3 separate regions of the Mus musculus genome follow, and all the other regions are linked to region 2. Evidence: chromatin loops called from intact Hi-C (ENCODE). Cell type or tissue: heart. All regions are shown on one strand.

The links. Peaks named below come from ENCODE experiments on the same cell type or tissue, not always from the same donor. Only the 100,000 strongest peaks of a DNase experiment are listed, where the experiment ranks them.
Region 1: it touches region 2 in a loop (5-fold over the local background); 4 of 42 quality-filtered maps call a loop at or near these places.
Region 3: a loop joins it to region 2, with 4 times the contacts of the local background. A loop is called at or near these places in 9 of 42 quality-filtered maps.

What each region holds. Positions count from the first base shown.
Region 1 is chr11:30,512,377-30,520,376 of GRCm38, reverse strand. The region is part of intron 3 of Acyp2 (acylphosphatase 2, muscle type); the gene reads left to right. Among named protein-coding and RNA genes, the nearest start is that of 4930505A04Rik, 45 kb to the right of the region's middle. In heart, a CTCF peak has its summit at 598 (motif pointing right); a DNase peak (open chromatin) is centred at 3,086.
Region 2 is chr11:30,263,368-30,271,367 of GRCm38, reverse strand. It overlaps Gm8098 (predicted gene 8098), which reads right to left and starts at 3,910. Exons shown (of 3, transcript NR_168037.1): 1 at 3,458-3,910. It also overlaps a transcript of Sptbn1 not described here. In heart, a CTCF peak has its summit at 4,421; DNase peaks (open chromatin) are centred at 2,977, 3,247, 3,767, 4,287 and 1 weaker place; H3K4me3 peaks cover 5,246 bases; H3K27ac peaks cover 3,869 bases.
Region 3 is chr11:30,156,513-30,164,512 of GRCm38, reverse strand. Sptbn1 (spectrin beta, non-erythrocytic 1) reads left to right here. Exons shown (of 35, transcript NM_175836.2): 2 at 5,068-5,219. Among named protein-coding and RNA genes, the nearest start is that of Sptbn1, 59 kb to the left of the region's middle. In heart, no CTCF peak of the experiment used is centred here; DNase peaks (open chromatin) are centred at 3,182, 3,712, 5,972 and 6,292; H3K4me3 peaks cover 966 bases; H3K27ac peaks cover 6,646 bases.

The DNA.
Region 1 (8,000 bases), 250 kb before region 2:
GCTTGGCTTGCCTAATAGAACATTTGGTAAGAGCAAGTAAGTTCTGACAATATAAATTCTTATTAATTAGCACTTAATCAATAAAATGCAACATTAAGCATATCCTTAGACCTACATATTACAGTAGCTTATAAAACAATTGCTATGTTGCTTATTATATATCTTACATTTACATTTATACAGCATGCATCCTTGCTGTAAGAAAAAGCTGAAACTTCAATGATTACACAATTCTCCTTTCCCATCCTTGTGTAGATAAATTACTTTAAAGAGGTTACAAACATACATTCTCCAGGCATACTCCTTGTTTTCAAATGTCTAATTTATCCTTTCCTAAGTTTTCATCGCAATATACAAGTCTTCCAACAAAACTTATGCTTCCCAGGCATCCCACATGTCATGCATTCTTTGTCATTGTGTCATCTTGCCACATTATAATCATGTGTCTCTCCCATCAGACTAGAGTTCACTGGAGACAGGCAGTCTTCCTGATTGCCTTGTTTGCCTAACACAGAGTACAGAATAGGTATTTAATAACTCTTTTTTTAAAAAAGATTTCTTTATTACATTTATATGAGTACACTGTAGCTGTCTTCAGACACACCAGAAGAGGGCATCAGATTCTATTACAGATGGTTTTGAGTCACCATGTGGTTGCAGGGAATTGAACTCATGACATCTGGAAAAGCAGTCAGTGCTTTTAACCTCTGAGCCATCTCTCCAGCCCCTTTAATGACTCTTATTAAGCATTTGACACATCTTTTGTGGCTATTTTAAGATAAATTTTAACTGTAATAAAGATGATATACAAATTGTGATTTTTGGTTTTTACTTTCTTTCTGAGACTTCACTGCAACTCAATGAGATCCAACAATAAAAGATGTATGGAGCCAAACACTGGTAGGAAAGGGACAAATTTCAAGTCTTCCACAGCAGTTGCTAAGACTTCTCTGTGCCTCAGAAGCAAGTTTAATTTGTATTTCTGGCAAACAGATAAGAGCTTGACTTTGGGTGTGATAAGGATGAAAAAGAAGAGAGACATGAAAATAAAATTCAAACCAAAGTTGATGGGCTGTACAGATGGCTAACAACCTATAACTATTGACATCCTGGCAGGTTCTAGGATGCAAGAGAACACATTGGGTAAGGGGTATGAGAATGGGCAGAGGCATGGAAGCAGGTAGAGGTGATAGATCTGAACAATCAAGTGGACTCAGTGGGCATACATCTATCTAAAGCTTTCCTGCTAAGTCAGGGAGTAAAGAGGGAGATGAATTAAGCCAAAGGTCTCAGCAAAGTAAAAAGAACTCCCACTAAGAAGGATCATTGGCACCACAGAGTCCAGTTATAATTAACCTTGTTGTTACAGCTTAAAACAAAAGGTTCGATTTCAATTCCCAAAAATCTCACACTTCCGGTTTCAGAAAGCTTCTTACCTAAATGAATTCAATTTATCTGAAATTAAGTAGCATATATAAACTATGTCAATGGTGGTACCAGAGTGCACAATGCATGGTTCACAGATGCATCATTCATAGGTTTTATGTGAACATAAATAACTATGTGGGTAAATAGGCTATGAGATGAACAATACCCAAGACAGGTACAGATGAATTGATAGTGGAGGCTAAACAAAATTTATCTTAGAACTAGAACAGCAAGAGAGTATGTGACAGAAGTCATAGGAGGGTTTGGAGAAGCTCCTGTGCTCAGTTTTGTGATATAGGGGTTAATTCTAGACTCTGGAACTATGGGGTAAAGCCTAAAATGAAAAATAGGACCGTATTATTACAAATTAGAATGCCTGGTGAGAAAGCCAGGAGCTTTGATGGAAAAATCAACATGATTGTGGAAAATGCTTCAAGTTCTGTATTTTTTTTCTCTAGACAAATTCAATTAAATGTATTTAAACAAAAGTTATAAAAGAGTAATTAGGCCCTACAAGCTAATTATTTTCTTTTTTCGAATAAGTGAGTTGTAACAGAGGCAAGCAAGCATCCTTTTTATGGTTTTTGTTTATATGCTTCTTGATTTATATCCTAGGTCTAAAAGTAAGCTATAATATCCTAAGCTAAAATTATCTTGCTATAAATTTTTAGTATTTTTCTTTATAATTTCTGCCCAGGAGACCCAAGTTTCCCTGGAAATGAAGCACATGTTAACTGGGTATTTGCCTCAATGCTGGGCTTAAATTGTGTTTTCACTATTTCATGCATTTGGAGCTGACTATGACACATTTGGGGCAGAATGTGACATATTTAGCTTGACACATGTGGGGCTGAATGAATGATTGAAAATAAAAGTGTAAGTATGCACATAATGATTTTGTACAAACTATCTGTTAGGACATGAGATTCCTTTGTCTGCAAACTGTTTTCAGAGTGATTGATTGCCAAGGGGATGCGTCTGCTTGCACACAGGCACAGCCCTCGGAGAATCAGTCCAGTCTGACTCCAGTCTTTCTGGACCAAGAGCTGGATTGCGATTGCAGAGCCCACTGTCCTAAAACTACATGTTTTTGTGATAGAAGAACATTGTGTTCCTTCCTTTAGTGGAAAAGGGTCTCTAGCAAAGTTGGTCATAAAACACAAGTCTATAGATAACCTGTGGTTTCCATTGAGACAGTTACAGAATTAGTATCAGGGAAGGGGAAGGGATCATATCTTTATATATCTATTATACTGTTGTTTTCTTCCATATAGATTTTAAAATGATGTGTAAGAACATATTAAGCTGCTAACAAGAGAGTGGATACTTAAGAATGAAAATAAGGGAGGAGCACAAAATAGAGCTAGGAAGAAGTCCATAAAGATGCTTACCGTAGGACCTCTGCTATGGGTGGGCTTGCACTTGACTCTAAACTGGCTAATAGTCCTCCATCTGCTAATGGCATTAGCCTCAATTTGCTTAAGAGCATTTTTTTTGAGGAAAATGGAAAAGTCAGGGTAAAGGTTAAAAATACAAGAGTGTCTGGCCAACTCATTTTTTCATTTGGCTTCCTTCCTGTAGGAATAGATCTTAACATATCTGGGACAGAGAACATACTGAACTGTGTGTCCTTAATACAGCCCTCCTCAGTACACTTCTGGGACAGGATGTTCAGAGATATCCAAAGGTATTGAATTCGAAATCTAGGCTGGCTGGACTGGCCATCAGCAGAACCCCGAAGCTCTCTGAAGCTGTTCTGTCTCTTCTTCTACAGTGTCTCCCCTTCTATAGTCAGACAGCTCAGGAGCTTTGTCTGTTCTTGCTGTCTCCATTTCTTGCTCCACCATCACCCCTCAAACAGTTCTAACCTGGTTTCCACTCAAACCGCATCAGTAATGCTGTCTTGCGAAGGTTCACAAACCACTCTTCAGTTTACTTTTTACTTGGTCCCAGCAGCATTTGGAAGTTCCTTTACCTGTATGTTTCTGCTTCTATTCAGTTGACTCAACGATGCTGGAGTTCCTTCAGATATGAGGAGCTGGCTCCGGCAAAATTAGAGAGTAAAAACTGAACACTAGTAACAAACAAAAGACATCTACTACTTCTGAATCCCATAGCATATGGTTTTATTGAACAACAGTAGCACGGTATGTTTACCTCCTCAACTTCCAGTCCAAACTCCTTTTGCTGTTCTTTTATTTCAGACCCAACAAAGTTAGGAGCTACATTTCCCTGAATTGCCTTGGACTTAAGATTTCAAATGTAATTTAGGCTTTTACAGTCAGTGATATCTACATGAATTTTGAACTTTGACCTGAATTATCCCAGGATAGTTTCCCAGACTTACTAATTTGAAGATGCTGGGTGACAGGACAGTCTACGCTACAGCTGAGAAGTGCTTCTGCCAAGACTAGGGGGCCTTGGGGATGGAATTTCCCTAGAAGTACATAACTCTGGAGATCCCAGAGCTTTCTAAATGAGAAAAGGCAGTGGACACTTGACTTCAGTAACACTTATTAAGAGCCTACTATGTGACCTAGATGTTCGATTAAGTGATTCACAACCAAACACGGTCTTCAGCCTTTCCATGATCTCTGTGATGACAGTAGTAGGACTCTCTTTTTAAAGATGAAGAATCTAGTTTCAGGTTAATTGTGCATGATTTGGGGTTTCCTGGACAAATTTTTTGGCATGTTATCAAAATACTATTTAAAAATTTATTTTTATAATAAAATATTTATTCACATATAACTGAATAAAGAGGCCTGTTTGATAAGCAAGAATAACACAAATGTTATGCACTGTCTTTCCACTATGAATGCTAGCTCAAAAGGTTGAGATTGGCAAGTACCACATTAGCTTCTAATTCATTTGCTGTCTTTTCTTACTGTCTGCTTTTTCACTTCAGAGATATCTGAAAGGATAATTCCACTTGAGTTCCAGGAAATAGAACTGCTATGAATTATTGCTAATGTTAGCTTTCTAGTGCTTTAATTTCATCTCCTTGTTTCAGTCAAGGGTAGTAGTTAGATAGCAGTTTTCACATCACCTAGGAACTCACACACTCCTACTTTCTGCAGGTAATACTCACTTGAAACACAGGGGAGGCAGTGTTGCTGGTGCTGTTTCCGTATGTGATTTCTCCATAGACTTTACTTTCTGTAACTTTGCTCAATGGTAGGTTAATAGGGCAGTTTTCAACCTGAGTTTACAGCATGAAATGTCCTGAGTTCCTTTAATTATAGATTGGTTTTCTGTACACACACACACACACCACACACACACACACACACACACACACACACACACACACACATTATCCTGTTTCAAAGACAAAAACTGTGCTATAAATCATAGAGCTTTCTTATAAAATATTGGTTTTGGGGGGTTTTTTATTTGGTTCTTTTTTACATTTTCTTATTAGATATTTTCTCCATTTACATTTCAAATGCTATCCAGAAAGTCCCCTATACCCTCCCCCAAGCTCTGCTCCCAAAGCCACCCACTCCCACTTCCTGGCCCTGGCATTCCCCTGTTCTGGGGCATATAATCTTCACAAGACCAAGAGCCTCTCTTCCCTTTGATGGCCTGATAGGGATGCTACATATTCACCTAGAGACACAAGCTCTGGGGGGTACTGGTTAGTTCATATTGTTGTTCCTCCTATAGAGTTGCAGACCCCTCTAGCTCCTTGAGTACTTTCTTTAGCTCCTTCATTGTGGGCCCTGTATTCCATTTAATAGATAACTGTAAGCATCCACTTCTGTATTTGCCAGGCACTGGCATATCCTCATATGAGACAGCTATATCAGGGTCCTGTCAGCAAAATCTTGCTGGCATATGCAATAGTGTCTGGGTTTGGTGGTTGTTTATGGGATGGATCCCCAGGTGAGGCAGTCTCTGGATGGTCATTCCTTCCATATCAGCTCCAAACTTTGTCACTATAACTCCTTCCATAGGTATTTTGTTCCCCATTCTAAGAAGGAACAAAGTATCCACACTTTGGTCTTCCTTCTTGAGTTTCATGTGTTTTGCAAATTGTATCTTGGGTATTCTAAGTTTCTGGGCTAATACCCACTTATCACTGAGTACATACCATGTGTGTTCTTTTGTGATTGGGTTACCTCACTCAGGATTCTATCCTCCAGATCCATCCATTTGCCTAAGAATTTATAAATTCATTGTTTTTCATAGCTGAGTAGTACTCCATTGTGTAAATGTAGCATATTTTCTGTAGCTTCTGGCTATTATAAATAAGGCTGCTATGAACATAGTGGAGCATGTGTCCTTATTACAAGTTGGAACATTTTCTAAACAGCCCCACATCCCCTCAAGAAATAGAAGCAGTAATTAAGGGGCTGGTGAGATGGCTCAGTGGGTAAGAGCACGCGACTGCTCTTCCGAAGGTCAAGAGTTCAAATCCCAGCAACCACATGGTAGCTCACAACCATCTGATCACGAGATCTGACTCCCTCTTCTGGAGTGTCTGAAGACAGCTACAGTGTACTTATATATAATAAATAAATAACTAACTCTTTAAAAAAAAAAAAAAGAAGAAGCAGTAATTAATAGTCTCCCAAGCAAAAAAAGCCCAGGACCAGATGGGTTTAGTATAGAGTTCTATCAGACCTTCAAAGAAGACCTAATTCTGCTGCTGAGGCTGAGGCCGCCTCCCAAGCCAGGCAGACTCATCAGATCCTTCTACAAAAGGCTATACTCAACAAAACTGGAAAACCTGGACGAAATGGACAAATTTCTGGACAGATACCAGGTACCAAAGTTGAATCAGGATCAAGTTAACCTTCTAAACAGTCCCATATCCCCTAAAGAAATAGAAGCAGTTATAAATAGTCTCCCAGCCAAAAAAAGCCCAGGACCAGACGGGTTTAGTGCAGAGTTCTACCAGACCTTCAAAGAAGATCTAATTCCAGTTCTGCATAAACGATTCCACAAAATAGAAGTAGATGGAACTCTACTCAACTCATTCTATGAAGCCACACTTACTCTGATACCTAAACCACAGAAAGATCCAACAAAGATAGAGAACTTCAGACCAATTTCCCTTATGAATATAGACGCAAAAATCCTCAATAAAATTCTCGCTAACCGAATCCAAGAACACATTAAAGCAATCATCCATCCTGACCAAGTAGGTTTTATTCCAGGGATGCAGGGATGGTTTAATATACGAAAATCCATCAATGTAATCCATTATATAAACAAACTCAAAGACAAAAACCACATGATCATCTCGTTAGATGCAGAAAAAGCATTTGACAAGATCCAACACCCATTCATGATAAAAGTTCTGGAAAGATCAGGAATTCAAGGCCCATACCTAAACATGATAAAAGCAATCTACAGCAAACCAGTAGCCAACATCAAAGTAAATGGAGAGAAGCTGGAAGCAATCCCACTAAAATCAGGGACTAGACAAGGCTGCCCACTTTCTCCCTACCTTTTCAACATAGTACTTGAAGTATTAGTCAGAGCAATTCGACAACAAAAGGAGATCAAGGGGATACAAATTGGAAAAGAGGAAGTCAAAATATCACTTTTTGCAGATGATATGATAGTATATATAAGTGACCCCAAAAATTCCACCAGAGAACTCCTAAACCTGATAAAAAGCTTCGGTGAAGTAGCTGGATATAAAATTAACTCAAACAAGTCAATGGCCTTTCTCTATACAAAGAATAAACAGGCTGAGAAAGAAATTAGGGAAACAACACCCTTCTCAATAGTCACAAATAATATAAAATATCTCGGCGTGACTCTAACTAAGGAAGTGAATGATCTGTATGATAAAAACTTCAAGTCTCTGAAGAAAGAAATTAAAGAAGATCTCAGAAGATGGAAGGATCTCCCATGCTCATGGATTGGCAGGATCAACATTGTAAAAATGGCTATCTTGCCAAAAGCAATCTACAGATTCAATGCAATTCCCATCAAAATTCCAACTCAATTCTTCAAGGAATTAGAAGGAGCAATTTGCAAATTCATCTGGAATAACAAAAAACCTAGGATAGCAAAAACTCTTTTCAAGGATAAAAGAACCTCTGGTGGAATCACCATGCCTGACCTAAAGCTTTACTACAGAGCAATTGTGATAAAAACTGCATGGTACTGGTATAGAGACAGACAAGTAGACCAATGGAATAGAATTGAAGGCCCAGAAATGAACCCACACACCTATGGTCACTTGATCTTTGACAAGGGAGCTAAAACCATCCAGTGGAAGAAAGACAGCATTTTCAACAATTGGTGCTGGCACAACTGGTTGTTATCATGTAGAAGAATGCGAATCGATCCATACTTATCTCCTTGTACTAAGGTCAAATCTAAGTGGATCAAGGAACTCCACTTAAAACCAGAGACACTGAAACTTATAGAGGAGAAAGTGGGGAAAACCCTTTAAGATATGGGCACAGGGGAAAAATTCCTGAACAGAACAGCAATGGCTTGTGCTGTAAGATCGAGAATTGACAAATGGGACCTAATGAAACTCCAAAGTTTCTGCAAGGCAAAAGACACCGTCAATAAGACAAAAAGACCACCAACAGATTGGGAAA
Region 2 (8,000 bases):
TAAACAATAGGATCTACTTGGGCTAATATATAACAAAGAGAAGACTAGGGTATCATTCGTTCTTTTCCAAACCAAACAGGTGGTAGTAGACAGACTTCTTGTTCACACAGATCTGGCTTCAGGTGTAGTCCTATGACTTACTTTGGCATAAAATGGGGAGAAAGAGACCAAGTGTCATTTGCTAGTTGCTGATACCTAACCCTCTATCACAGGCTTCCCTCACCAGGGAGTGGAACCACTCATTGACATGGAGGTACCCTAACATTAACATACCCTGGAATGCTGAGCTGGTACGGTGAAGATAGCTTCCCCAGAAAGCCTCTTCAATCCAGAGCTGACTTTACAAAGCAAAACATTAACCTTTGTTGAATTAGGGACCTGTTATGTTATGCTAAGATTTGGGAATTTTGTATTATAGCATCATAACACAGATGACAGTTACTGATACATGTTAGGAACATTTCCCTCCATATTTTAAATGGAAAGTTAAAATGACAAATTATATCTGCGAAACTTTTGTGATTTTGAGTGTCTCCCATCCTTGCTAAATATCGAACTTCGATACTGACCTAAATACTGACCTCACAACATTTTCATAACAAAGTATTTCTAATGGGCATCATGGTGCATGCCTTGGAAGCCCATCACTCAAGAGGCTGATATGGGTACATTGGCGTGAGTTTAAGATGAGCCTTGTAATAAAGTGAAATCTTGTCTCAAAAAAGCAAAAAGAACCCCTACATTGTTTCTCTGGAAGACAAAGTCTAATATAATTATAGGTTTCTGGTTTTTCTTAATGGAAAATAGTATGTTACTGACATGATAATGATAAATTCTGGGTTCCTTTAAATCAACCTTGATTCTAAAGTAAAGATCAACTTCTACAGAACTGCTTCTGAGATATTTGAAGATAATTCTGAGTTGTCACCGTCACTAAGTTTAAATTTTTGTTCTAAATATTTGCCTTTTAAAGAGATATCTTTCAGGGCTGGAGAGATGGCTCAGTGGTTAAGACCACTGACTGTTCTTCCAGAGGTCCTGAGTTCAATTCCCAGCAACAACATAGTGGCTCACAACCATCTGTAAAGGGATCTGATACCCTCTTCTGATGTGTCTAAAGACAGCTACGGTGTACTCGTCATATATATCTATCTATCTATCTATCTATCTATCTATCTATCTCTCTCTCTCTCTCTCTCTCTCTCTCTCTATATATATATATATATATATATATATATATAAAGTAAAATTTTAAAAAAACATCTGCAATAATTATATTTTAAAAAGAGATATCTTTCAAATAATATCTCTAGGTTTAGAACTGGTCTTTTCTGGGTGATTTTTATTTTCTATCAAAAGATAGAAGTGGTGAGGTATTTATGGTAAACCTCTGAATCTTTGACTTTCACATCTTTTTTGGACTAATTACCAGTTGGGGGAGTTCCTTTTTGAAGAAAAAAAAATAAGACTTAAGTGGGAGTGGAATGGGGGAGATGAGTCAGCCATCAAAGGAAGATTTAAGTACCTGCTATCTGTGATGAAGGAAGCATTGAGGTGTTACCATTTCACAATAGCTTTGGAAGAATTTAAAGTGAGGCATTCCCCAGCATTGATGTGGTTTAGATTGGTGATCTATTAACAGTGTGGCTAGGTTGATACCAGAGACATACTCCACTGACCCTCGAAAGGGAAGCAACTTTCATTTCTAGTGGGTTTTCTTCATTACTGGGTAGCAGTTCCCATGTAGATTTTGTTTGATTTAGGTCAACAAATACTTTTAGTACCTCTTAACTGAACAACACATTCAAAAGAACAAAGAATCCTACCCTTGAAAGAATTGACCTTCTGGCTCTGTTATGAACCTTCTGAGGAAAATGTTAAATTACTTGCCTTCCTCAACTTTTTCCATATAATCAAAAGCAAACTGATAGTAAAGCTCTAAAACAAATAATCGTCTTCAACGTACTATGACAATTTTTTGTTTTATTTTAGTACTAAAATATGCTTCCATCAGCCCAGGTTGCTTTTTAAGCAGGTGGGCAGATCTCCAGGGAACACTGCCTTTTAAGTCAAGGACCATATTCCCTTGAAAAGCCCACAGTTGGGGATCTTACAGAAATGGGAGGAAATCAGTTTCTCCAGACCGTGTTCTCCAAAGAGCATTTCTATTCCTAGAATGATGATTCACCATCCTTTCCCTCCCATTAGTGCAGTTTCAGGACTTCTACACAGCCTGGGAGCTGACAAGATAGCCAGTGGGCTGCTTTGTGGGGGGCAATTAACATAAATTCAAGAAAATGTCCATTGTCAGAAAATGGAGGTGGTAGAACTCCAGCGTTCACGTCATCTCAAGGATCCTCTATAATAACCGGGAGTCCAGGGCAAAGCACCTGGCCTCTGGTTAAAGTTGAGTCTGTGCTTAGCCATGAGGCAAGAATTGGATAAACCACTTGTAGGCTGTTCCCAGCTACCCTCGAGGGGAAAGGTAAAATAGCATTCACATGGAGGAATCCATTAACCGTTTGAAGAAACACATATGACTGGCTCCAACGCCCAAAGCTTCTCTCATAGAGGTCAGCGTCATCGGTCTTCAAGCTGGACATCATCACTGAGCTCCAACCAAGCAAACAAACGACTCACCCTAACCTCCCGGTGCAACTCCTTTTCTAAAGGCGAACGTCGCAGGGAAGAAGAGGCTGCACAAGTAACCGAGAAAATTAGCCTGTCTTTTTCAATGGCGATAATCGAATTAGCCTCAAATTAAACGAGTAATTGGTCCTTACTGGATGCAAGGATAAAAGCCCCCATTGTCCTTTTGCTCTCGCAGCAGCGGTTCCAGCGGTACCCACCCCGCCCAGGCCAGACCCTGGCGCAGGGTGCGTGGCCCGGGGCTTAGGAAGCGCCAGAGCTCCGGAGAGCGTGCACGCGCTCGCTGTTCCCCGCCGCATCCGAACCATCTCTGGGTGGGCGGCTGCCGGGCTGTAGGGCTGCGCGCAGGACGGAGGGCGCGCGACAGGGAGAAGCCGCGGAGGCTTGAGTGCTGCGGGAGGCGTGTGCGCGCTCCCGCGACCGAGCCTCCCCGCGCCCGCGCCCCTCTCCCCGCCCCGCCCCTCCCCGCGCCCCCGCCCCCGCCCGCGCGTTTTCTCCTCCCTCCTCCCCGCCCCGCGCCCGCCCAGCCCCCGGAATCTGTGCAGCTGTCGCCGTCCAGGCTGCAGATTCCTCCAGTCCCTCCCCCGGCCGCCTCTCTGCCCGGAGCGAGCGCGCAGCCCAGCGCAGCAGCGCCTACTGGTCCCGTCCTGTGAGCCCCGGCCCCAGCCGCCGACAGCCCTGCGAAGTCGCCTCCCAGGCCTACCGGCCCGGCCGCCGAGGAGCGGGAGGAGGACGGGACCCCGGCCCCCACCCCCCACCCCACCTCCGGAGGTAGGTCAAGGGCCGAGGCAGGAGGATGCCAACTCACCCGGGGCTGCCTGCGGGAGAGCGGAGGAGGGGCGCGGGCCGGGGCGCATGACGCTGCTGCTGCCCTGCACCCCGGAGGCCGTGGGGGCGGGGAGCCGGCCCTCCGGACGCGGCGGGTTTCGCAGTGAGGTCGCTTGCCCCCCCGGACGCACTCGGTCCTGTCAAGGGGGTGCGTGCCGAATCGGGGGTCTCCCGGGGCCTCTTCCAGGCTCTGCGAGTAACGGTGTGGGGCTGCGGGCAGGCGTGGTCCGTGCTGCTCTGCAGCAGCCCCGCCGCCCCCGCCTCGCCCAGTTCCGCGCCCGCGCAGGGCTGGGGGAGCCGCCCTGGGGTGCGGCGCCCGCCCTAACGTCCTGCCACTGGGTCTTCAACAGGTTCGTGCGGGCTCAAGGACCCTCGGGCCCTGCCTAGGGAAGGTGGGCTAGGTGCCCTCTGGTCACCGGCTCACCGTAGCCTCTCCGAGGGAGCCTTCCCTTTGTTTTGGTGACAGGAGAGGTGCCAGGTGGTACCATCTAATGAGGGGAGGCTGTACGGAAAGCATTGCCCTTTATTTTTGCAGTCAAGCCGGGGCACTTAGTGAGGAAAGGGATGTGTGGGAGTGCTTCAGCAGAAGAGAAGATGGATTCGATGCGGGCTTTTGGGGCGGGGATGTGTGTTGTTGGCAAGATGGATGGCTTACGGTGCCCTCGCCGTGATGCAGCACAATGCAGCAGTATCGCAGTCTCCGGGCTTCTCGCCGACGGGGCTTGGCACAGCTACTCGGCGCCTGCGGCCCCCGCCCGGCCCCACCCAGGCCCAGGACAGCGCTTTGTTGGCGCCCAGAGCTGCTAATACCTTGCGGTGCTGCTGTGGAGAGACGTAGTGTCAGAGTGTTGTAGAGTCGGGAGGAGCAGGTCACCTAGGTATGCGAGGGGCAGCCTTTGGGGCAGCCTTCGCTTTGGGGGTGACCTCTCCGGCCCCTCCTGGTGGGTGTGGGCACCCAGGCGCACCCTGCAGCAGTGATGCAGGCAAAATCTGCTGGCCTGCTGCTGCAGAAGGAGCCTGATGCTAAGGAGGGACAGCACAGGAGGGAGGGGCTGCAGAAGAACACCCCAGGCTGTGTGGTGCATTTGGTGTGGAGTTGCCGATTTTCTGTGCATCGCCCATAAACCATAGCCACAAACCAGATGGACATTGATTCCATTATTTGTGGAAAGTTAGTGCTTATTAATTAGATGGTCATAGTCATGATGTTGTAGTTATTTCTCTTCCTTTCATTATTTCTGAGAAAATGGATTTTTCCTTTAGGAAACCATCTTTGAAATGAAATGATTTTTCATTTTAGATCATATGCTCCTGAAAACGTTTACTAAATTTTGGATTCAGCTGGTTGTTTTAAAAGAAATTTGTATGAGACTCTTTTAACCTGGTTTTTAATATGATTTTTCTGCAAGCAAGCACAGTTATTTATTTGGATTCTCTATTAAGCATTTTTTGATAAGTGTCATGATTGATAGTGAATTGGTTTTCTCCAGAATCAGACTTATAGGTTCAGGTACTCAGGTGAAGCCTCCAGACATGACTAATGGGGTTACTGGCTTCGTTTATGGCTGCTTATATGTATTTTTGTGTATATATATTGTATAGATAGATGTGGCTGGGGAGGAGGGTTGAGGCCTCTACTGTTGAGATGGTTCTGAAGACCATTTAAGTGTCTTCACAGGAAAATGCCCCGTTAAGCTGCCAGTTCTGTACTTTATTTATGAGGTATGAGGTGGCATATGGGATAGATTTCAAATGTCAATTCAAGCTTTCTTAAAATGTACATGTGAGAGACAGACTTCAGTATACTAACTGGAAGGAAAGGTCAGCTCTCCAAAGCCAGGGGTGAGCCTGCTTTTGTTTTTTGTTTGTAATATCCGGTGAATCTGTTAGTACAGAATAGAACAGCCTGTAACTGTGGGGTGTGTAGTGTCTGTATATGTGTGGAATGTCTGTGATGTGTGTGGAGTGTTATGTAGTGACTATGTGTGGTCTATGTACAGTGTATCTGTGGTGTATGGAGTGTGTGGGGAATGGCTATTGAGTGGAATATGTCTGGTATGTGTATGTGGTATATGTGGGGAGGGGAGTGTTTGTGTGTGCCTGTGGTATGTCTATAGTGTTTGGTATCTGGTATGTGTATGTGGTATGTGTGGTATAGTATATATGTGTAGTATGTTTGTATGTGTGATGCGTGTCTGTGGTGTGTCTGTAGTATGTGGTGTCTGGTATGTGTGTGTGGTATGTATGTGGTGTATAGTGTGTGTGGTATGTATGTGTGTGGTATGTGATGTGTATGTGGTGTATGTATGTGGTTTATGTCTGTAGTGTGTGGTATCTGCTATGTGTATGTGGTGTGTGTGGTGTGTAGTGTATGTGTATAGTATGTATGTGTGTGTGGTATATGTGTGTATGATGTATCTATAATGGATGTGCCTGTGGTGTGTCTGTAGTGTGGTGTGTGTGTGTGTGATATGTCTGTAGTATGTGTTATGTGTGTGTGCCTGTAGTGTATCTGTAGTGTGTGGTATGTGTGTATGTTGTGTGTGGTTTTGTGTGTTGTATATATGTGTGGTGTGTGTGGTATGTGGTGTGTGTGTGTATGTGTACATTATTTGGGCTGTTCAAAGATGGGACTTTGTGGATTTGAACTTCACAGCTGTGTTGGCAATCTGCGTAAAGATTTTTTATTTTATTTTTTTTTAGTGTTTCATGCATGGATTATGCAGACATTTTAGATTTACTATGCTGTAAAAAAAAAACCTGCTGATGTCACAGGAGGTTTAGCTGTTCTAACTTACATACCAGCTGAAGAACTCTGTTGGGTTAAGCACCTGGTATCACCACAGTGACCAAAACTTTAATCTGCCATAATGGAAAGTTCTGGGCAGCAAAAGCAGTGTCCTGGGTCATCTTACATTGGTGAAGAGCCCGGGGAGAGGTCTATCAGTGATGTAGGAATGGGAGCATCCTTAGCAGAGACCTGCAATTTATTTAGACAATTTGATTTTTTTTTTGTCTTCATGTATGAAAGTGTAATGGTCCATGTGGAGGTACTATTTTGAGACAGAAGGATTTTACTACAAAAAAAAATTTTTTTTGTTTTTGTTTTTTTTTTTTTTGTTTGTTTGTTAAACATGAGGGGCAATTGCTGTTGAGTGTTCTGTTGTTAAAGTAATTGAAAGCTTTTCATCTTAAGATCCTCATTTTCACTTAGTTGTTTTTGAGACAGGAACCACTGATCTCAGACTCGGGCTTAAGTGACCTTCCTGTCACCCTAACTAAAGAGCATATTTTTAGTGACAGTCTTATAGTCCACGTTCTTGTATTTCTTTTAACTTATTAACCTTAGTGCTCAGTAGTAATACTGCTTTAATTATGGCCGGACAACGGATTCCTTTTAATGAGCCTTTTCTAATGTTCTGTGGATTTCCTTATGTAGCCCTGGGTTCTCCTGCAGGTTATTGGGAATGCAAACCAACTTTCTGTGAGGAAAGAGCCAGTGTCTCCGTTAAAAATGCTACCACTGTAGCGCTGAGGATTCTCCTCGGAAGCTTCAGTCTGTATGTTTTATCTAAGCACCTTTTCTTCAGAAAGACCAAGTTTAATACTCTGATTGTCTTGGTAGTAGTTATGCCATCCATGTTCAAGCTTATATAGTGTAGCAATAACATTTTTTGGAAATTAATGACTAAAACTTATTCCAAATGGACAGACACATATTTTCTATTTTAACATATCATTTCAGGGGCTGGAGTCATGGCTCAGTGGTTAAGAGTGTACACAGCTCTAACAAAAGACAGCTTCAGTTTGTTTCCAGCACCCATTCTAGGAAGCTCACAACTGCCTGTAACTCCAGTTTCAGGGAATATGACTTTATGAGCACACACACAATACATAGAATTAAAATAAATATTTTAAAAGTCAGTATGGTCTTTGGAAATTAGCAGAGTCCCTCAGTAGATTGTTATGAGTGCATCCTCTTGAGCCCACTCCAGAACTTCCTGCTCACTCTCTGTTTTTTAATAAAATACATGATGTGTTTGAGCATCCGGTTAAGGAACTCTGCCCTGCTTTTCCAAACTATCAAAAGCTTCCGGACATCCTGAATTCTATTTCCCAAGCTGTGTAATGGTGGAAGGAAATGAGAAGAGACCAGCAAAATTGTCCTCTGGCCTCCACATGTGCACTTGGCCTGCCCCTCCTATCTTGCACACATACAGACTTGAGGGGTAATGAATTTAAAATTTCATGGTTTCCTTTATTCTTCCTTCACCATAAAGCTGAAGTATCTCTGGCTATGTGTATGACATGTGTGTGTTTCCTGCCACTAGATGAAGAAACCTGGAGAGTCCTATTTGTTTTTGGTTATCTAGATCAATAGTGTTTTACATTCCTTCCTAGAAGACTTCTGAAGTTTAAAAATTATCACCAGAGGGCTTCAAGAGTGAAGCTGGAGCCTGAAGCACACAGACCCTTTACAGCCTCTGCATCTAGTCCTACCCTGGCTCCATTTTCCCTTAGAG
Region 3 (8,000 bases), 110 kb after region 2:
AGGGATCAGAGTAAAGACGTGGTGGCTAGACTTGAAATTATTCTGAATTCTTCAATACAAAGCACACTGTAGTCTGCTCTTTCCTTCTTTATAATCTTTTTTTTTTTTTGGTCACTTTTTAACTTTTTGTTTTCCTAGATAAACTTAGTTTACTAAGTATATGGGAACTTACATGAGACACAGAACTTGACTGACTGAATTTCAGATTCGCTAGCCATGGGACAGGTCTTCATGGTGATTACCTCGTCATCCCCCTTCCAGTCTTATAACTCCTTTTACTGCTTTGAACCCAAGTCTGCATTTAACTTGGTTGGAAATTGTACCATTACCATCTCTGGTGGCAAGCTATTGTGTTAGCACAATTGACTAAGAATCTGGTAAGAATGGGGATGTAATCTTAGCTGGGAATGGTAGTAGAACCTTTCTATAGTCCCAGTAATCTGAAGACAGACCACAAGATTGCTATCAGTTCAGGGCCAGCCTCAGCCAGAAAGAAAAGAAAAATTCTTGATACTTAATCCACAAACTCTTATTATTTCTCTTGTTACTTTCTCCTAGAGTGTGTGATGCCTTTACCTTCTTTCCTGACTCCTATATCTTTCCATACCCAGAACTGGCACCTGGTGAATATGGTTGCAGTATCTTATGCAGAGAAGTATTGCAGAGAGATGCTATAGCAAGACCCTTATGTTCACCAAAGCTGTGTTGTTTCCTATAACTTGTCCAGTTATGAAAATGTGCTGTTGTAGACTGAGTAGGTACTTATAAGTACACTAGGTACTTCTAATAGGGTGTGGTGATTGAGGGAAAGTTCCTCACTGCTCTTTGGTTTGGCCACCAGGTAAAATCGTTGTTCTGTTCTAAATACCAAATCACCCTCTTAAACATTTGCTACGAAATGAAATTTCAAGTTCTCAGATAATGTAAAGCAGAGACTCAGGGAGAGGCACTTAGAATTTACTGTTCCCTCCTGTGTGGATGTAAAATAGGAGAAGTGTGTGAACCACTCTCCCCTCCTGACACCAGACCTACCATTCAGCCTGCTGCCATTGAGCCACTGGGCTCTGCTACAGAAGTCTTTTGGATTCTGTCTCCTTAGTCGTTGCTGTAAGGCTTTAGGAAACCTTGATGGAGTGGCTTACAGTGCAGATGCATTGTGATGTGGTGTTGCTGCTACGGTGCAATGAGAGTCCTCCTGAGTCCAGTCACAGAATTGCAACTCACTCCTTCAGTCGTCAGAACCCACGATTGTGTTACCATCTCTTGACAGGAGTTCCCTGTCTGCTTGGTACTTCTGACTGACCAGCAGTTGGCTAGTTCATCTTTTGAGTTTGTAGAGCTAACAGCTTGCATGACTGGATCTTCACACTCAGCTACAGAGACAGTTTTCTTGGAGTGTATGTGCTTCTGAGAGGCTTATGAACTTGGTGTGTGTCTCCCCCACCCCCCTGCTTACTATCTAACCATGCGTGTTCTTTTTGCATTTTCTTTACTTTTAATTTCCAACCACTGTCTCTCTGGATGTGCTGGCTTTTGAAAAAATAGTCGGTGTGGAGGATGAATCGAGGAAAGCTGGGGGTCTTGACATGAACGAGGAAGAAACCCGCTCTCTTAGGCCATGGGCTACAGAGGCTGATCTAGTCTTCAGTGTCAAAGATGAAGCATACTCAGAAGAATTGGGCTAGGACAGTGACGGTGACTCTGCCTCATAATGGGAATACGTCGTCTTCCCTCCTCACCCAGTTTATACACAGGATAATGTTGCTCAGTCACTGAGAGGCCTGACTCTGGAGCCAGCCTGCTTGAGTCAGTTCCTACTTCACGGGAGGGTTGTGAGAATTATAGATGCTTAGATCTGGGCCTGGGCTATATTCACTGCTAAATAAGTGCCATTGGTTGTATTAAAAGCTAGAAACAAGACATTACCTTGGACAATCTGTTGTATAACCTCCTGGCACATATGTTTACATGTGATTTTACAAACCTCATCTGGGACGTTACTCATCTTTTTCATTTAGAGGATATTTTTGATTGGACCATGGACCTTGCACATGCTAGGCAAGCACTGTACCACTGAGCTACCCCAGTGCCCTCTTCCTACATGTTATTTTCAGTCAGGCCTTTACTACAGTGGTCCAGGATGACTTAGAACCAACCCACTGTGTGGTCCTGTGCTTGTACCAAGAGGCTCAGCTTAAAATTTTTAAGTGACTACTCAAGTGTTGAAGAGATTATTTCACTCAAGAAAGTGCATTTAGATGGCTTCTAAAGGATTGTTCAGCCTTAGATTGTATGATCCTACCATCCCTGATAAATTTCTTAAGTGATTTGAGTTGAGAGTGCTTCTTTGGTGGGGAGTGCAGCAGGAACAAATTTAATGAACAGTTAAAATAGTCTGGTTACCTCATTGACTACTTTACAATCCTGTTTGATACTAGGTAGCCTTTAGACAAGCTCTTTTGGTGTATCTGTATGATTAGAATTGGTAACAGCCATACAAGGCCCTTCAAGGGTACAGGGAGAGTGGACGTGGCAGGGGAAGCCAAATGCCCACCAACATTCTGAGTCACATAGGGTTGCACCTGCTTTTCCACTCTATCTCCAGCTTCTTGTGGAATGAGCATGCCTGCAGGCAACCCTTTCTACTGTCAAACTGTCAGGCTCTGATGTAACCCAAAGAGAAAGATGCATGAACAACACCCTAAATTCAAGTGTTCTTCTCCAGCTCATTCAGTCTGATACACTCAAGTTCCTGCTGTAATTAATAAAAGCTCAGAACCTTTAAACTGAATTTCTCAGTCCTGGCCTGGATGATTCTTTGTTATAGAGGTTACCCTGTGCAGAGTATTTAGCCGTGTCCCTGGCCTCTGCACCCTAGCTGCTAGTAGCACCTGTCCTTCAGTCACCACTATCAAAAACGTTTATAAGCACTGCTTCATGTTCTCCAGGGACCATAGTCAACCACTGGTCAGTGTGGCGTGTGAAGGGCCTCCATATTCATCTTACTCATTTGCTGTGATGACCTCATGTTCCTAGGACTGGATAACGCTGCTGCTCCCTGTCCTCCCACCGCCTTCCCCTGAGCTTGGCCAGCTGCAACAGCTTGAGCTTGGAAACCCTCTGGATTGTCTTCCATTGTCGCTGCCAACAGCCTTCTGTTCCTCTGCAGGCGTCTGGCTTATCTCCTCTAGCCTCTCTGGGAAGGGGGTAGGAAGAGTACAGGCATGATGTCATTTGCCTTCCCAGGAAGGGTGGAACAAAGGACTGGGTCTCTAGAGACAGTTCCCTCCCTCTACTGGGCCAAGAGGTAGAATCCCACCCCACCCCCTTTCCTGCTTCAGAAGTGTGTTGTTGTGCACATACTTTGTTGTAGGATGACACATCAGCTGGCCTGGCTTTGTCCCTGCCCTTCCTCTGTATAGGATGTTGTTCATGTCCAGTCCTTGGATAGAAGTTTTCTGCCTTTCTCAGTGTGGTGGGAGCCTTTTTTTTTTTTTTTTTTTTTTTTTGTACCCTTCTTCAACTTGAAACTGGAGAAAGGCACAGATAGGAAGAATTAAACCTCTCCTTCTTTTTACTTTTTAATTCCTTTCCCTCCCCCTTTCTAGAGCTTCTGAGGTACACTGCAGTTCTGGGGAGCCTCTTATGCAGATTTGGGTGTGGCTATTCGAGCTCAGTTTTCTCTGCCTCCACCCCTGGCCTCTGTCTCTTCTTGGAGCATAGGGCGTGGGATTGAGCTGTCACTGCGGGGCAGGGCTTCTGCTGATTCTGAACCTGAAAGAAGTCACCAGGGTTTCTTTAATGTGTGAGTTACCCCAAGGGATGCTGGTAACTGTGCAATAACATACTTTACACGCTAGCTTATTGAGAAATATTTTAACCTAAGCAGATTTCTATTTTGATCATCTTCTCTTCATAGATTGGGTGCGGTAGTGACTTTGAACCCCAAACCTTCATTAATAGCCTAGGATAGCCATCAGGATAAAGACATTTTCAGCTCCTTGCAGCATATTCAAGAAACCATAATTTTAAAGAAATTAGACCTAAAGATATTTGAATGAGGAATTATTAGTCTTCTAGGTACAGTCTAGGAAGTATCCCTCTTGACATGGTCCAGTCTACTCTTTCAGAACAGCCAAACTTTAAGCAAACAACAACAAGAACTACACTTGCCATTGTAGTGGTAAAGTTACCATTCATAATGACGATTGTAAGAATAATACATGTGATCTCAACCTCTCATAGTATTACTGGCATAACTCCTTTTGCTATGCCCTTAACTGCCTTTTCTTCCTTCCCACAGCCCCAGCCATTCTGTTTCTTTGTTTCTGATTAGTCCTTATCCATGAAGAAAGGCCCTCTTTTGGATGGATAGGCTTTAGGGAAAGACTGGACCTCAAAGAACTGCTGACTGCAGCAGGAGGCGCAGGTGTCTTGGCAGGTGCTTGGCTTGGAGTACATCAGTAAAAGCTTGCCCAGTATGGTCTCTGCCTCACTGCCTTACTATGCTAGGTTGAATGGAGGCCTCAGCACAGCCTTCCAGATACTAGACTGTTTACTGCTCCCCTGACCAATCTAGGAGCCCAGTACACACTGACTATACAGCCATCAGTAGGATTGAGTTTCACACACTATGTGCTGGGTTTTTTTCAGTACAGCAGTTGTTGGGGTTTCTGCTTATTCCATCAAGTTGTATGTTGTAAACGTCCATAAGGCAAGTTTGTACTAGGAGTAGGGCTTCTGCTCAAAGGGGCCCAGCTAGCACGGTCAGTGAAGCATGACGCTCTTAAGCTCCAGGGTCATGGTTTCAAGCTGCACAGTGGGATCCATCTGTAGCAGTGACTTAGTTTAACTGCTACATTCTGCTGGCTGCAAACCTGGGAGTTGACTGGTGCAAGGGTTGTCCAAATCCCAGTATTCCCAGACAGTAGAGAGCTAAGTGGGGGTTTGGTTGGAGTTTAGTTTTGCTGATGCACTCTTGCTGTGTGGGCCGTGGGGCTTTGCTGGCTTGCACCTGCTGTTGCCAGTGCTTGGTTGTTGGTAAAGTGAGTTCTCCTCTGCTTACAGATGAGCGTGAAGCTGTACAGAAGAAGACCTTCACCAAGTGGGTCAATTCCCACCTTGCGAGAGTGTCCTGCCGAATCACAGACCTGTACACGGACCTTCGAGATGGACGGATGCTCATCAAGCTACTGGAGGTCCTCTCTGGAGAGAGGCTGGTAAGCACAATCAAGTGGGGAAACATTTTTTGAACAAACAAGTATGGGCTTGTCTCTTGGTGAATTCTGCAATGAAGAATGTTTTCTGGAGGAGGGCAGAGTGAAGTAGATATGCTGATTCTGGGCGGTGTAATTGAAACACCGAGCTCTGAGGGTGCAATAATGTTCTATAATAATGTAGCCTCCTTTCTGGGATGCCTGTGTATTTTGTAAGGAAGACCCTAGTTGATGGTTCTATTACGCACAGTGCTAGCAATGGAAGGGCCAGGCCTGGATGCTGGCTCTGAGATGATTCTGCCGCTTACATGAGACCATGGAAGGGGCTCTAAATTTATGTCTTATTGATGATTCTTTGGAAAATGTGAGCTGCCATCTCAAGGTGGCACGACTCAAATCCAGTGGCCTCTGCCAGTTTTATTTTTTTATTTCCCTCTTTCCTTTTGTTTGGGGGTGGGGAAGGGTGATGGTACATGCTGATGTTTTTGTTATCTCCTTGGGAATGGAGCATCTGATAAACTTACCCTGCTCTTCTGGGCAGAGAAATTGTTAGCTCGCAGTGAAAACTGTATGTCTGATTTTTTTGTTTGTATACCTTATGCCAGAGAAGCTTGCTACTCACTGTGACTGACCCAGCAGGTTTTGGCTCGCCTTGGCTTGAAAGCATATGCCCTATTTTCCACCCAGAGCGCATGTAGTTCCATAGGTGGTAGTGCATCTGAGCCAACCTGATGCCTAGGGATAGAGCCCCAAAGCTGTACTGACATCGACAGGAAAATATGCCAGTGGTTGCTGGGGCTGCCAGAAGAGCCGCTTATTTAACTTGACAGCCACAGCAGATCTTTTTGCAGATCAGTGCACACACCTCTGACTGCTGGTAAGAGACTAGGGCTTTGTTTCCCTCTCTTGAGGGTCTGTGAACAAAGCTGCTTCTTTAAACATCAGTAAAAATGAAGACAGTATTTTCTTTCCCCGTCCCTCTGGTCAGGAACAGGGTGTTGCCTTCAAAAGATAGTCAAGCCTCCTCTTATCTTTACGGAGTTCTGTCATGCCCTGCATTCCCAGAGTGCAGACGTCACCACCTCAGTCTCACCGCCTCAGTAAGCCCCTGTGCAGATGGCTTCAGGATGGTGGTGTTTTTGTGGAGCCATGGTCCCATGCTGGGATGAAGCAAAACAGTTGTTTATTGACTTCTTCAGGGAGACTTGTTTTAGAACCTAGGCTAGAGTTATTGTGATATGCATCTTACAGAAAGTAGGCTTTATAACCAGACTTTTCTTTTTCCCATCTGTCAAACCTTTTCCTCCCTCTTTATTTAACCCTGTAGATATATTTACTTCTTTAACCTTGTAGATTTGTTTACTTTTTTATGCTTTGAAATGATAGCTTTGACAAAATGATAAAAGATCACACAGATAGGGATTGTTTTGAACACTTAATTTTTTCTAGTACTGTCCAGTCTTTTAGGCAGTGTGAAGTAAAATGTTTACCTTTGCATACCCAGAGCTCACGAAGACTGATGGTGATGACAATATCATCATATAATACATGACTGGGGCCTCACCTGCCTTTATCTAAGTAGAGAAAACAAAGAGAGGGGGTTGTTAGCTTGGTTGATTGGTTGGTACTGGTTGGTTGGTTTCAGGACACAGTTTCTCTGTATAGCCTTGACTGTCCGGGAACTCACTCTGTAGACCAGATTGTACTCAAACTCAGAGCTCCACCTGCTTCTGCCTCCAGAGTGCTGGCACTAAACCACCACCACCCGTTTTTGTGTTGTGAGATAGGGTCTTTTATTATAGCCCAGGCTGGCTTAGACATAATAACAATCTTCCTACCTCAAGTTTCCAAGAGCAGAGATTACAGTGTGTACCTAAATCTCTGTTTGTACCACACACACATTCATTCTCAATCTCTCTCTCTCTCTCTCTCTCTCTCTCTCTCTCTCTCTCTCTCTCTCTCTCTCTCGTTTTCTAGTGACTTAGAAATCTAGGAGACTAGGGATAGAGAATAGAAGACACCTGTCACCTCCACCCTCTCAGGCAGTCATTGTCAGAATTTTGTTTTCTTCTTTGATTTATTCCTAACAGCCATCTTTGGCTATAGAATGGACAGTCTAATTGTTCATGTTCTAGTGAGGTAATGCTGACTTGGGCATTCTCTCTCTTTGGTGTATGGGATTCTGGAAGAGACACAAACCACACTCTTATCCTTGGCTCCTGAGGCTGTTAGGATTCAGTGAGCCCCGAAAGGATTCCTGCATATTCAGATTCCAAAGCTTCCTGTGTTAGTTAATGGCCAGTTTACTCTGCACCTTCACTCTAAACCCTGGAGAAACAGACATCTGCAGTCTGTCTGCAGCCCTGTCTCAGTTACTAGCATGTTAGTCCTTAATCGTCCTCACTAGCTCAGCAGGGAATAGTAGACAAATGTTTGAAAGACTAGAATTTACAAGTTTACTTTCTTAATGAAGTTTCAGGTTCTTTTACAGAGGGGAAGTTCTATATGTATGTGTTTTTACTGAGTGAACCTGAAAAAGGGGGAGTTAGTTAATGATCCTGAACACAGTCTGGATTTAGCCTAACAAAGTGAATTAGATACATTTCAGGGGCTTCAGGTAGCCATCTGCCTTGCCATGGAACTTGATTCTGTTCTTGAGAAGAGAAATCCCCCCTCCCCACCGTAGGATTGGCCCAATATCCAAAATGTTCTTCCCACACCCTCATGTCAGGTATGTGGTCATAGAGCAATCAGACTATTGTTGATTGGGAATCAGTGAATGAG